Linked DNA regions of Homo sapiens: region 1 is linked to region 2. A link is a contact called in ENCODE Hi-C or POLR2A ChIA-PET data. All regions are on one chromosome and are shown on one strand. The core of a region is the stretch at or near the end of the contact, and the rest is flanking DNA. Distances in the headings are between cores, read along the strand shown. Region 1 holds the start of TRPM7 (transient receptor potential cation channel subfamily M member 7). Region 2 holds the start of SECISBP2L (SECIS binding protein 2 like).

Region 1 (7,535 bases), core at 2,325-4,824, 1.6 Mb before region 2:
GATTAACAAGTAAGTTGGTTGAATACAACAGGATAAATGCTATAATAGAGAATATATAGGCTGGGCATGGTGCCTCACACCTGTAATCCTAGCACTTTGGGAGGCCGAGGTGGGCGGATCATTTGAGGTCAGGAGTTCGAGACCAGCCTGGCCAACATGGTGAAACCCTGTCTCTACTCAAAATTAGCTGGGTGTGGTGGCACGTGCCTGTAATCCCAGCTACTCAGGAGGCTGAGGCAGAAGAATCATTTGAACCTGGGAGGCAGAGGTTGCAGTAAGCTGAGATCGCGCCACTGCATTCCAGCCTGGGCTACAGAGTGAGATTCCATCTCGAAAAAAAAAAATCAAGAGACTCTTTATTATTATTTTTTATTTCTTTATTTTGAGACAGGGTCTTGCTCTGTCACCCAGGCTGGAGTACAGTGGCATGATCTTGCTCACCACAGCCTCAACCTTTTGGGCTCAAACAATCCTCCTGCCTCAGCCTCCGAGTAGCTGGGACTACAGGCACGCACAGCCACACTGGGCTAATTTTTCTAGTTTTTTTGTAGAGACAGTGTTTCACCATGTTGCCCAGACTGCATCATTTTATTCTCATAATATTTTGCTTAGCATTTTAAACAGCATAGTAGTAAGTGTTGAAATGTTGTAACTAGGCAAGGACAAGGAGGAGAATTAGTATGTGATCTAGTGAGAGTGAAAAATAGACATGCCATTGACCAAAATGGAAACAAAACCCTTCTGGAAAAAAGGTGTAAGAACATTTAACAAACATGTTCTGAAGCACTGAATTTATCAATCTTGTCATCACCGAACACTGACTATAACTGCTCCTGACATATTCTTAGACACTGAATATAAATATATATATTTCAAGATTTATTATTTATTTATTTATTTTTGAGACGGAGTCTTGCTCTTTCGCCCAGGCCGGACTGCAGTGGCGCTATCTCAGCTCACTGCAAGCTCCGCCTCCCGGGTTCACGCCATTCTGCTGCCTCAGCCTCCCGAGTAGCTGGGACTACAGGCGCCCGCCACTGCGCCCGGCTAATTTTTTGTATTTTTAGTAGAGACGGGGTTTCACAGTATTAGCCAGGATGGTCTCGATCTCCTGACCTTGTGATCTGCCCGCCTCGGCCTCCCAAAGTGCTGGGATTACTGGCGTGATATTTTTTTAAGAGACGTGGTCTTGCTACGTAGTCCAGGCTTGAGTGCGGTGGCTATACACAGGCACTATCCAACTACTGATCAGCAGGAATTCTGACCTGCTCAATTTCTGTCCTGGGTTGATTCACCCCTCCTTAGGCAATCTGGTGGTCCCTTGCTCCCAGGAAGTCACTACGTTGATGCTGAACTTAGCACAGCCACCCAATCCGCATAGCACACTACAGCCCAGAACTGGGCTCACATGAGCCTTCTGCCTCAACCTCTGGAGTAGCTGGGAATACAGACATGGGCCACTGTGCCTGACTCAATACATATTTTTTGAATGAATAAATTCATTCTCCAGAATTGATTGCTGATTGAAAGTCAGCATCTGTGAATTTCAAGGCTGGTTGATCACTTGAAAATTAAGGAATTTATTTTGATTAGTTCAATTAAGGATAAATCCTGTTCCCCATTTCTTTTCTTTTTCTTTTTTTTTTTTTTTTTTTGAGACGAAGTCCTGCTCTTGTCCCCCAGGCTGGAGTGAGATGGCGCGATCTCGGCTCACTGCAACCTCTGCCTCCTGGGTTCAAGCGATTCTTCTGCCTCGGCCCCCCGAGTAGCTGTGATTACAGGCGCCTGCCACCATGCCCAGCTAATTTTTGTATTTTTAGTAGAGACGGGGTTTCACCGTGTTGGCCAGGCTGGTCTAGAACTCCTGACCTCAGGTGATCCACCCGCCTCGGCCTCCCAAAGTGCTGGGATTACAAGCATGAGCCACCGCGCCCACCCAATCCTGTTCCCCATTTCTAACTCTAAATTTTCCAATTTACCAAAGAGTTCTGGCAAGTGCCAAGGAGCTCATCTTGTTTCATTTCTACACCATCCAACTAAGGAGCGAAGCATTCGTGAGTACAAAAAGACCAGAGTTACAAAGTTCTAACGAAACAAAGCACTCTAATCTCATTTTATTTTGATTTTCCAGTTTGTCTGCCTCTACCTTCTAGATTATAAACTCCCTACAGGCAGGAAATGTGTAGGCCCAACTGAAATCCAGAAGATAAACATTTATTGACTGCATGCATAAATTAGTCAAGATGCCTTCCCCAAGGCTGACAATTTAGTGTGACACATATATTAAAACATTTTTAAGTCTTGGTTCTGCTGGACCTGCCAGATGGGGAAGAAATACACAATACCTGAAGATTGTTCACAAGCTGGGGGAACCAGTGGGTGGATTAGTTTTTTTTCTGAGAGAAGATCCTACTTCAGTGAATTGTGGGTCATAATGTTTGAGAGGCAATAATTATGCTGAATGAAAGAAGTTAGACGGAAAAAAAAGGTGCGTGCTGTATGATTCCCGTATATAAAACTTTAGCATGTGCAAACTTATCTGTACTGAAAGTAGATCTGTAGTTGATAAGGGACGTGATGGAGAGGGACGAGATGAAGGGATTATGAAGGGGGGGGAGGAAACTTAGAGGTGAATACGTTCATTTGATTATGGTGATTTCATGGGTGCACAGGTATGTCAAAACTTATCAAATTGGACATTTAAATACGTGCAGTTTGTCATGTCAATTATTTTAAAATAAAGTCGTTTTTAAAAAAGAGATAAGACAGTCAGATCCCTGAGGGTCAGATTGAGGAACTCTCGAAGACTTCAGGAGCAGAAAGATGTTAAAGCAGTTTTAAGAAAATTAAACTGATTGTGGTCTTCCCAGTAGATAAGGAATAACATTTAGTAAACCATTGCTAATAGCCAAACCTTGGCATGTGTGACAGCAAAATAAATGGAAAGGTGGATAGGTACATATTACATCAAGGGAACAACCCAGTTTTTGGTGCAGAAGGTGTGGTGTATGCGTGTATGTGGGTGAGTATCTCTGGAGGGAAAAAGACAGTCCCATAGTTAAACAAAGAAGAATATTTACCGGCAGCAACAGGAGAGGCTAGAGAAAGAACATGATTGGGGTAAAAAGATGATTCTGCATTTTGGACGAGGAGAGAGTAACATTTAAAGCCTCTACTCGCTCTGAAGCACACAGAGTGTGTTGCGACACTCGAGTTTGCTGGAGCGAGTCGGCACAGGCCAGGCCTAGTTAGCGGAATGAGCCCACACAGCAACTCCAGACTGGATCCGCAAGCCTTGAACCTTAACCCTCAACCTCCGATTCCCCAAGTTCCACTCTCGTAGCTGAGGCTGAAGTTTGTCTAAGTCCCGCCTAGGTACCCAACGGAGATACGGCGTGAACACCCCACCACTTTCTGGGAACCCAGAGGCGGTCGGCGTGGCGGCGCGAACCTGCCCAGCGCGTGCGCGCGGCGCGCAGGGAGGCGGCCTGGAATCGAGGGAGCGCGCGCCCTTCACGTGACCCGACCCGCGGGCGGCGACGCACGCGCCGCGCCGCGCCGCTCACGTGGTCCGTCCCCAGCCCCGTCGCCGGCGGAGGCGGGCGCGGGCGCGTCCCTGTGGCCAGTCACCCGGAGGAGTTGGTCGCACAATTATGAAAGACTCGGCTTCTGCTGCTAGCGCCGGAGCTGAGTTAGTTCTGAGAAGGTTTCCCTGGGCGTTCCTTGTCCGGCGGCCTCTGCTGCCGCCTCCGGAGACGCTTCCCGATAGATGGCTACAGGCCGCGGAGGAGGAGGAGGTGGAGTTGCTGCCCTTCCGGAGTCCGCCCCGTGAGGAGAATGGTACTGGACCCACGCAGGCCCGGGCGGGGAATGGTTCTGGGGTTGCGGGCGGTAAAGGAGAGACTTGGCAGGCAAGTGTGTGGGGAGCCGCGTTCCATGCGGCGAAGGACCCTCGAATTGCCTTGAGGCTTCCGGATTTGTCCTCTCGGGACGGGTGTGCAGTTCGTTCTGGGGTGAGGGGCGGGAGCAGGTAGCAAGTTAGAGGCGACACCTCTTCGCGGGAATCCCCTGAGCCGAGACTCGGCTCCCAGCGAGGGCCTCTCCAGGCGGCAGAGGCGCGAGCCCGGGACTACCTGGCTGGGCTCAGCTGAGCGGCCTCAGCGCGCCCGACGCAGGGCTCAGCCTACAAGCTCCGCATCTCCTGGGAGCACGGTCCTCCTGGCGCCAGTTGCTGGCAGATAAGGGAACCAAATGCTCTGCTCAAGTTTTACATGGAAAAAAGGGAGGGAGGGCTAGAAGGGTGCAAAAAGGGGGTAGAGGACACGGGTTTGGAGCAGTGCCTTGTTTGCTGTGCAGCGGATACTCTACAGGTACATTTCCTTTTTGGAACCAAAAGGGAGGGATTTGACAATATTGATGGTAGATCTTTTTTCTTTAGCAAGAATTAAGGATTTTGGTGGGTGGGGGGAGGCTTCTGTGGGGACCAAGACAATGTACTGTCAGTCAGGATTTAAGTCGAACTACCGCATCCCTTGCCCCAGAGAACAGTTGATCGTGTTTTAAACCGAAAGGTGCGGAATGGAGAGAGGGAGGCGGTGCATTGCAGCTTCCGATAGAGCTTTTTATTTTTGGATATCAGGAACCAATTTTGAAGATTTCTTAAGAAAGTCATTTACATCAGGGACATGAAGAGCAAAGTAGGTATTTTTGGTCAGTACTTGAATTTGATAGGCTTTATGCAAACAACTCTCCCTCTGCTGGAGTCTGGCAAGTTTGCTTTTCACTGGACGCTAATTCAAGTGCCATACAAAACTAAAATAAGAGTTTTACTTATAACACAAATGTAGTAATACTTTGAATAAATAATGTGTCTTTCACTATTTTCCACCTTATTCTTTTTTGTTTGTTTGTTTTGAGACAGGGTCTCACTCTGTCGCCCAGGCTGGAGTGAAGTGGCGCGATCTCCGCTCACTGCAACATCCGCCTCCGGGATTCAGGCGATTCTCCTGCCTCAGGCTCCCGAGTAGCTGGGACTGTAGCCACCATGCCCGGCTAATTTTTGCATTTTTAGTAGAGACGGGGTTTCACCATGTTTGGCAGGCTCGTCTCTTAATTCCTGACCTCAGGTGATCCGCCCGCCTCAGCCCCCCAAAGTCCTGGGATTACAGGCGTGAGCCACCGCGCCAGGCCAACATGGGAGATTTCAAACTTGCAAAGATACATTGTAGAATGAACTACCATATACCCATTGGCCAGTTTCAACAGCTTCAACCATGTGAATTTTATTTCTTCTATCATTCCTCAATGGGATAATTTTAAAGCAAATCCCAGACAAATGTCATTTATGGATACTTTATTGTGTTTATGTCTAAAAAGACAAGGACTTTTTAACATAACCACAATATTATTATCATGCCTAAAAATTAATAATTGCTTAGTATCATTAAATATTCAGCATATTTCCCTGATTGTCTCATGTTTTAGTCAGTTGATTTGTTAGAATCAGGTTACAAAGAATTCTGCACATAGCATTTGGTCGGTAACTCTTTCAGTCTCTAGTACCTTCTCTCTTGGGGTGTGGGGGTGTCTTTTACCATTTATTTGTTGAAAGAAACCCATCATTTGCCTTGTAGAATTTCCATCAGTTTGGATTTTGTTGAATGCATCCCTGTAGTGTCATGTAACATGTTTCTTTCTCCTCTGTATTTTTTTTTCTTTTTTCTTTTTGTTTGAGACCGAGTCTCGCTCTGTTGCCCAGGCTGAGTGCAGTGTAGCGATCTCGGCTGACTGCAGCCTCCGCCTCCTGGGTTCAAGTGATTCTCCTGCCTCAGCCTCCCGAGTAGCTGGGACTCCAGGTGCGAGCCACCACACCCGGCTAATTTTTGTATTTTTAGTGGAGATGGGGTTTCGTCATATTGGCCAGGGTGGTCTTGAACTCCTGATGTCCAGTGATCTGGCTGTCTCACCTCCCAAAGTGTTGGGATTACAGGCATGCCCCACTTTGCCCAGCTTCTACTCTTTATTTCCTGTGAACTAGTTAGTAGTTAATCTAAAGACTTGATCAGTAATCGGGCGTGGTAATCCTAGCTACTCAGGAGGCTAAGGCAGGAGAATCGCTTGAACCTGGGAGGTGGAGGTTGCAGTAAGCGGAGATCCTGCCACTGCACTACAGCCTGGGTGACAGAGTGAGACTCTGTCTCAGAAAAAAAAAAAACGACTTAATCAGGTGGGGCGCAGTAATCCCCATACTTTGGGAGGCGGCGACAGGCTGATCCCGGATCACTTGAGGTCAGGAGTTCAAAACTAGCCTGGCCAACATGGTGAAACCCCGTCTCTACTAAAAATTAGCAGGGCGTCGTGATGGGCACCTGTAATCCCAGCTACTCGTGAGGCTGAGGCAGGAGACTCCGTTGAACTTGGAGGCGGAGGTTGCAGTGAGCCAAGATTGCGCCATTCACTCCAGCCTGGGTGAGAGTCTTTCTCAAAAAAAAAAGACTTGATCAGATTCTAGTTTCATACTTTGACAATACTCATAGATAGTACTATGTACTTTCTGTTGCATTACATTAAGAGGCACATACTGTCTTTGTTTTTTGAGAAGGAGTCTTGCACTTGTTTTTTTTGTTGTTGTTGTTTTATTTTGTTTTTTTTGGAACAGAGTCTTGCTCTTGTCACCCAGGCTGGAGTGCCTGGCTTGCTGCAGCCTCTGCCTCCTGGTTCAAGCGATTCTGCTGCCCCAGCCTCCCGAAGCTGGGATTACAGGCGTCCACCACCACACCCGGCTAATTTTTGTATTTTTAGTAGAGACAGGGTTTGCCATGTTGGCCAGGCTGGTCTCAAACTCCTGACCCCAGGTGATCCACCCGCCTCGGCCTCCCAAAGTGTTGGGATTACAGGCGTGAGCCACTGACCCTGGCTTCTTTTTTTTTTTTTAAATGTTAAGATTGACCAGTGGATTCGTGTTGTCTGATGCCTGATCTCTCAGTTGTGAAGTTCCCCATATGTTATTCATGTAGTAGTTTTTGTAGTAGTCATTTAGTTTTTGTCATTGATCTATTATTTCATTCTGGGTTTCCTTTTCTCCTTTCTTTTTGGGAAATCTTTCAACATATAAGTAAATTGCAGTTTTTTTTTTTTAAGTGACTGCCTGTTAAATGTCAAATGCTTTAAGTTTGGTACCTGGGTCAGGGTGCAGTGGCTCATGCTTGTAATCCTAGCACTTTGAGAGACTGAGGCGGGTGGATCCCTTGAGCCCAGGAGTACAAGACTAGCCTGGGAAAGATGGCGAAACCCAGTCTCTACCAAAAAAAATAAAAAAACATTAGCTGGGCATGGTGATGCGCACCTGTGGTCCCAGCTACTTGGGAGGCTGAGGTGGGAGGATGGCTTGAGGTTGCAGTGAGCTGAGATCATGCCACTGCACTCCAGCCTGGGTAACAGAACCAGACCCTGTCTCAAAAAAAAAAAAAAAGTTTGGTACCGGGAAGCAAAATTCAGTGGTTGAGGTTAGTTTAGGACATAAGCATTACTTGACT
Region 2 (7,689 bases), core at 1,832-4,331:
TTAACTATATGTTTGCTGAATTTTGACAAGTGCCTAGTCACCACAACTCCACCTCTCTTTATTGTCAGCAGGTAACCTTGCCTCCTACATCACTGAGAAAACAGAAGCCATTAGGCATTCCCTCAACTTTTGGCACCAAACTTACAAATGTATATAATCTGTAGCCATATTGATCTTTTCTTCCTTTCTTCTGTTACAGTAGATAACATGCCCCTACTCCCATCAAAGGCCTCTTTCTTGCCCCTGGTATTTGTGTCCTATCCCCTCCGAGCTTCTCAGAGGCCTTCATCTATTGGATTATCCCTCACATTCTGAACCCTCATTCCAAGGGATGAGCTTGTGTGAGTACTAAAGGCTGAATTTTCTCTTTCCTCAGAATGCTAACATGTGCCATTTCCTCTTCTTGAAACAATTTTCCTACTTCTTCTCCTTTACTGATCATAACTCCTACTCAGGTCTTTTTGTAGATGCTATTTACTCAAATAGCCTTCCCTGACCTTCCATCCCTTACCATGGTAGCACCTATTATACTTCCTTTTTCATTACACTCATCTCACTTATAAAGACTTCTCCTATGCATGTCTTGCCCACAAGACAAACATGGTCTCAGCCCTCAAGGTGTCTCATAAACTGCTGTACCTCTAGTATTTAGCATAGTACCTTGCACATTAAATATTTATTGGTGAATAAAATAATTTGCATTCATTTATATCATCTGTAAAGTGTAGTATTTTTAATATGTCTTACTTTTTTTCACAGATTTTAATTTTTTATCTACTAGCTATTGCCATCTTTTTAAAGATTACATTAAATGAGAAGGGCATTGTGACATTTCTGTTCTCATAATTCTTATGATTCTGTTCTTATAATTTTAATGAATGTCTTGTACATAGATTCTCAATGAAAACAATTTTACAGTCATAAAAATCCTATAATGTGGAAAGATCCTTGGGAATCCTATATTTAAATTTCCTCAGATCATTCCTCAGAAGAAGGAAGAAAAGCAAAAGTACTATAGTATTTTTATGAGTGCATTGCTATTATCTTTTTACTCAGATGAGGGTATATTATGGCTATAGACCACCAGTAGGAAGACAATCTGAAAATTCAGTTATTTTGTCTTTCAATTGTGAAGGAGGACGGTCATCTGTTAGTTTACATAACTACTCCTTATAAATAACTTAGTTTTTCTGAGCAACCAACCCTAAATTCATTCAGCATTCACTGAATCCCAGCTAGGTGTGTGATAGGCACCAGGGACCTAACATTACGTTAATTGCACATATATTTACAAATGTTACATAAATTTGCAGTTCAAATACACATGCATTGATATTAAATTTGAGGTGGCAGAAAATTTACTAAAATTAAATAAATATATTTAAATGTAAATATAAATGTGTAAATATAAATGTTTCTCCTTTCAAGATGTTTCTATTGCCAGCCTTGATATAAGTCTTGCTGACACAATATAGCTCCTTTCAGCAGGCCAATATATAATACAGGTTGAATGTCCCTTATTTTGACATACTTGAAACCATAAGTGTTTCAGATTTTGGATTTTGGAAGATTTGCATTATACTTACTGGTTGAGCATCTCTAAACTGGAAGTCCAAAATCTGAAATGTTCCAGCGAACATTATCCTTAAATGTCATGTCTGTGCTCAGAAAGTTTCTAATTTTGGAACATTTGGGATTCAAGAGGGTTTGGAATTTCATAGTTTCCATTAGAGATACCCAACCTGTATCAACATAAGTACAGCAAGGGGCCTTCACATAACAAGCCTCATATTGGAGTCTAATAACCAGACTAATAACCTAGACTAACTGAAAAGGCAATTAGTCTTTACTGATATCTCCTGAAGCATGACAAAGCAAATTTCTTAAAATCTCTTTCCCATTCCTAGCTGTGGATCTCCACACCAGTGCCCCAAACAGCAGCCACCTCAACTCTACCTTCACTTAAGTGTAATTTAGCTTATACAGTTGTCCCTAAGTATCCCAGGGGGGATATTGGCTCCAGGATCCCTGCTGATACCAAAATCCATGAGTGCTAAAGATCCTTATATAAAATGGTGTAGTATTTGCATACAATCCATGCATATCCTCCGATATACTTTAAATCATCTCTAGATTACTTATAATACCTAATACAATGTAAATGCTGTATAAGCAGTTGTTAAACTGTATTACTTGTATTTTATTGTTGTACTTGATATTTCTTTTTTCCTCAAAATATTTCTATCCGCAGTTGGTTGAATCTTCACAGAGGGTGTGGGTGTTGGAGGGTGTGTCTGAGGAGATGCCCAGAAGAAATTTGCCATGCTAACGGTAGTGCCCAGTTTCAAGACAGTCTCTGCCCTTAAGGAGCTAAGGATCTGAAGATAAAATAATTACCCGTTGGGTGGTGTTATACAGATCCTGCATAAAATTAGGATTTCTGAGATGGGCGAGGTCAGCCTGGATGTGAGCCTAGAAGTGGGCATGAACCTGGATAATGAATTAACTCTCAATAAATATTTGTGGGGAGCTTCCTAGCGGGCCTCTTCCAGTCATTCTGTGTATGCGTTTTACATATGCATTTTTCTAGGGCAAGACTCCATTATTTTCAGAATATTCTCATTCCTTTATAGTCATGACTCCCTTTATTTGCGTAACATAAGGAAGGAGCAGATGTACGGTGGGCAGATGAAAGCTTTTCCAACATCACTAAGAGGTGGTTTCAGATCCTGAAGAGGTCTTTGAAGTCCCGGGAGACCTGGGTCCCAAGTGGTCTGACACTTCTCGTTTAACAGTCGCAGGGGTGGCGTGTGGTTCGGGGCACCTGCTCCTGGGCGCCTCCACCTGGCCTTAGCCTCCAGGCCAGGCCGGGTTCCTCCTACCCTTGCTGAGGCCATTTGCTGTCACTCCGCCCACTGCCCCTCTCTGCCTCCTCCCCACTCCTTTTCCTTCCGTGCGCCTCCATTTCTAACTACGCCTCCAGCCCATTCGGGCCCTCCTCGGCTTCCGTCCCAGATGATCCCTCCCCGAAGCTGCCACCGCCTCCTCCATCTCCCGGAGCTGGAGCCGCCTCCTCGGCCAGTGGCGTAGCCGAATCGGTGTCGCGGCCAGCCAGATAGGGGCGGAGGTCCGGAACCCAGTCTGGACCCGAGCGGGGGGCCATGGAGAAAGCGGCCCGAGGCGCTGTTTACACCGACTAGCGCGGGCCCGTTGCGGCTGCAGGCACCATGGACCGAGCCCCCACGGAGCAGGTACGCGGGTTTGGGCTGGGCCCGCCGAGCCGGGGGTTGGGGTCGCCGCTTCCTCACAGGCCAGGCCCAGTTCTCCGAACGTGGGGACCGGGGGCCGGTCCTGCGGCCGCAGACCCCCTCACCTGGGAGCCTGGCAGCTCCCAGCTCTCCTTCATTGTTCCAGCTGCTGCCTGGGACTTGGGGGCTTTTCCAACCCTGATTACTTCCCAGGCGGAGGGCTCGCCGTTGCCGCTTCTCCCCTGCTTGGTGAAGGGGTCAGAAGGCTCCAAGTTGTCCCTGCTCTCCTGGGAGGAGGGCTTATAACTTCTAGTAGTCTCCCCGCTTCCCCCATTCCCTTCAGCTCTGGAATGTGTTTTCAAGGTGGAAAGGCGTTTGAAGGCTTCTCACCCAGAAAGACTGTAAGAGAATGTGTGGTAACTACAGATGAAGGGAAGTCACGGGCCTTTTAGGTCTGTGTTCAATGGAGCGAAGCATTGTTTTTGCAGTGGTTTTACGGAGGTGTTTCTTTTAAGAAACGATACTACGATTTCCCCTTGTCCTTTTATCCAGTTATTTTGCAAAGAATTGTAATTAGTGGGTTTTTTTTTAAAGCTAGCTCTATTTTAAGGGTGTAAAGCATAAGCTTATTTTCGAACCCGTTTTCATATTCGCAAAGTAGTCCTATTAGTGTTCTGTTTTATTTTTATTTGCATCAAATTCCTGATTATGCATGCTAGTAGGTGGTAGCAGGCAGGGATGATAACAGTGTTAAAAGTAATCGAAAACAATAGTTTCCCCCCCAGTATTTTCCACTCTTAAGATCTCTGCGAAACGACTTAATTTGAAGTCCAAGTTTATTCACTCTCTATTCCCTTCTTCGAAGGCCTTGCCCATTGATGACTAGATGACGGAAGAAGAGAGGCTAGTAATTTCTGCCTATTAATTTTACAGTTGGATAATTAGCACCTGAATTAATGAGATAAGATTTCCCAAATTCCTGTATGTGTCTATATGTAGTTGAAGCCGGTTTGTATTTTGAAATCGGACTCTTAGCAGGCAAAGCACAGCTTCCTAGTTGTGTATACTTGTTTTTACAGAAGACTTTTTTTTTTAAAAAAAAGCTTTATGTGAATGTAACTCTGAAGACACAAATGAGTTTTATAAAACAATACATGGAATTACCAAAGAGAAATTGATACAGAGTCTCTTGGCAAATACACTTAGGCATTTATGTGACCCAGAAGTATTCTGTATACAGCCTGTATCTAGTTTAATTTAAAAACATTTTTGAAGGTATCTATCATAAATACCTGAGATTTCAAAGCCTGACAAATGAATACGAATTTTCCTTGAATCATTTCCTTGTATGTGTGTTACTAATGAAAGGGTTCAACATTTTGTTCCTTCACTAGGATGCCAGGACTAAAACCAGTAATGCTACCTTATGTATACTTAGAGTTCCTTTCATCCTAGAGGAAATATAATTAACTATTTAGATGGTAATTTTTAGCATAGCTGTTTGTGATTATCCTAGCAGCAAGTGCTGTGAGCAAATTATTTAAACTAGAGAGCCTTTTCCCCTTTCCACATCTTTCCAAAGTCCACGACCTATTAAAACCTTGTAGAAATTTAAGAACTAGGAAAAAAACATGGAAGAAGGTTTTCTGTTGACTTTTTTTTCTTCCAGTACTTCTTGCCTCTTCCCCAGCCTAACCCTAAATGAAAGAATAATTTGAAAATCCTCCACTTCCCTATACACTCAGAAAATATATATAGAAAAGTGATGTCTTCACCTCATTTATGCGATAGGCAGTTAATTCAGGGGTCCATGAATGACCTAGAAGGAGTATGCTTCTTTATATGCCTTTTTCTAGGGCAAGAATCCATTATTTTCATCGTATTCTCAAAGGACGGCTAAGAACCATTAACTTAATAGTAGATTGGGAACTGAGATTTCTCAATTTTGTGGAATTCTTGATTCTTTATGCCATAGAGTCATGTAATGGCTTTTCCAGGATATTTGGATTATACTTTTGTATTTCTACTATTGAAGTGAATTTAGGTAGATTGACGTCATTGAAAAGTATATGTAATATGTGTCAATTTCCATTTTTCCTCACAGAATGTTTTTTTCCCTTTAGACCAGTGTTGACATACTCAGAATTTCTCTAGATGCCTACAGCATTAAAACTTACTCATTATAGTATTGTGGTAGTTAGCAATTCATAGAAGTTTGGTTTTTAAAAAGTAGTACTTAATATAGACTTTCTGCATTTTATCTTAACCTAATTAAATCCTTGTGTACTTTACAAGTGTAACTTTAAAAAAAAAACGCTTTTTTTTTGCCTGAAGGCATTCATGTTCTTGTTCTTGTGAATTACCTTTTTTTAATATATAAAATCTTTTTATAGAAAAGGTAAATTGTATGTGTGCTGATCAAGATTGTAAAAAGTAACTTACTGGGAATACAGTGCTAGATGGATAATCTTAATTGCAATAATGATTATTTGAAAGAATGTTATAACTAGAAGAAAATCTTAGGAGTATCCTCTTTCAGCACTTTTTATAGAGTATTCTCTGTATTTAATCAAAATAGCTAGCTTAATTTTAACTGCCAGAGTTAAATATTCTAAGAATATGTGTTGCTTGGTATATAATGCATTTTTTCCCCTGAAAAAAAAAAAAAAACTTGCATTTTGAGATGTGAAGGATAAATCATGGAGTTCATTTTGTTTATAAAGGCTTACTGGTTCTATTTTTAGGAAATTTATTGAGATTTTTTAAAGTAAACAATGGGCTTAGAAGTGACAGAACACTTGAGGTTAACAGTCTCTTTTCTGTTATCACAAATAATTTAAATGTTGGCTTAATTTTTAGTACATTAACATTAGTTCTTTTAAAAGAATTTATAAGATTACTAGTTATTAATGTCTTTAATTTTTGGAAAAACTAATGAATACGTATGATTTCATGCAACATGCGTTTTACCAATCAGGATAGAAAATTGTCTAGCTTTTCATTGTTTCCTTTAAATAATTTATAAACTTTAAGTAATGTCAGTACTCCAAATGAAATGTATTCTAAATAAGTTATTTTAAATGTTTATTATTCAGTAATACGTATAGTTGGCCCTTACGTAAGGATATAAGTAAATGAGCTGTCTTATCAGATTTAAAAAATAATATGTTCATAATAAAAAAGTATTAATATATACATTTAGGGAAAATAGCATTTGGAAATTTAAAAAGACATTTTCTGTTTTTTCTTTTTGAGACGGAGTCTCACTCTGTCACCCAGGCTGGAGTGCAATGGTACTGTCTCAGCTCACTACAACCTCGCCTTCCCAGTTCAAGCAGTTCTCCTGCCTCAGCCTCCTGAAGCTGGGATTACAGGTGTGCACCACCACACCCAGCTAATTTTTGTATTTTTAGTAGAGATGGGGTTTCACCATGTTGTCCAGGCTGGTCTCGAACTTCTGACCTCAGGTGATCCACCCACGTCGGCCTCCCAAAGTGCTGGGATTACAGGCTGAGCCACTGCACCTGGCCAAAAAGACATTTTCAAGCTCTTAGGTCAAAAAAGAATAAAAAGTAGTATGATAGGTTATTAAAAATGTGTTAATAATAAAATACCACATATGAAAAACCTATGGGGCCCAGCATGGTGGTGTACACCTGTAGTCCCAGCTGCTAAGGAGGCTAAGGCAGGGGCATCGCTTGACCCTACCTCGGTGTTCTGGACTGTAGTGTGCTATGTGGATCAGGTATCTGCACTAAGTTCAGCATCAATATGATAACCTCCCTGGAGTGGGGAAACTCCAGGTTGCCTAAGGAAGGGTGAACTGGCCCAGGTCAGAAATGAAGCATGTAGAAACTCTGGTGCTGATCAGTAGTGAGATCACACCTGTGAATAGCCACTGTACTCCAGCCTGGACAACATAGTGGGACCCCATCTCTAAAACAAACAAACAAACAAACAAAAAACCTATGGAATGTGGCTGAAGCTATACTCTGAGGCAAATGCATAGTCATAAATGCCTTCATTGTTAAACAGTTTACAAGGAGAATGAAAATTAAGCATCCAAGGCAAGAAGTTAGAGGGGAAACTCCATCAAATCAAAAGAGAAAATAATAAGTTAAAAACAAAGTAGTGGATAATTCAGAAACTAATATTAAATCTAGAAAGCTGGTTTTTTAAAAAAGTAACCATCAGATTTAAAAAACATTAGATTTGGTCTGTTTTTTAAAAAGGAAAAGTATGGGTAGCAAAGCATTCTGCCCAGTATGGGCAGAATCTAAGTTAAATACTTTGATTTGTCTTCCTCATTATTGTCTGGAGTCTGTGAAACTTACACGTGTAAGTACTGTGTTTTGTTTCGGCATTTTAATCAAAAAAACAGCACAGCTAGTAGTTATCTCTTAAGCATTAATCATTTTTCCCTTCAGAGGACATTTATTTT

The links. Hi-C counts contacts between places; a loop is a spot of excess contacts on that map. ChIA-PET counts read pairs that join two places held with the same protein, here RNA polymerase II (POLR2A). Pooled maps may share reads with other maps.
Region 1: a map of CD8-positive, alpha-beta T cell shows a loop between it and region 2 (32-fold over the local background). The contact joins the promoter of TRPM7 here to the promoter of SECISBP2L in region 2. A Hi-C loop is called at or near these places in 4 of 168 maps with a recorded cell type or tissue (B cell, CD4-positive, alpha-beta T cell and CD8-positive, alpha-beta T cell) and 7 of 50 pooled maps. POLR2A ChIA-PET finds 5 or more read pairs at or near these places in 1 of 52 experiments (HepG2).

What each region holds. Positions count from the first base shown.
Region 1 is chr15:50,682,836-50,690,370 of GRCh38, reverse strand. It overlaps TRPM7 (transient receptor potential cation channel subfamily M member 7), which reads left to right and starts at 3,574. Exons shown (of 39, transcript NM_017672.6): 1 at 3,574-3,840. The coding sequence starts at 3,838. LOC128092252 reads left to right here and starts at 3,654. Exons shown (of 4, transcript NM_001414947.1): 1 at 3,654-3,840. The coding sequence starts at 3,654. It also overlaps the pseudogene RN7SL354P. RefSeq lists enhancers at 3,183-3,362, 3,673-4,092, 3,622-4,486 and a silencer at 3,453-3,622.
Region 2 is chr15:49,041,838-49,049,526 of GRCh38, reverse strand. SECISBP2L (SECIS binding protein 2 like) reads left to right here and starts at 3,081. Exons shown (of 18, transcript NM_001193489.2): 1 at 3,081-3,251. The coding sequence starts at 3,228. It also overlaps the pseudogene RN7SL577P. RefSeq lists enhancers at 2,615-2,744, 2,845-3,194, 3,485-3,624.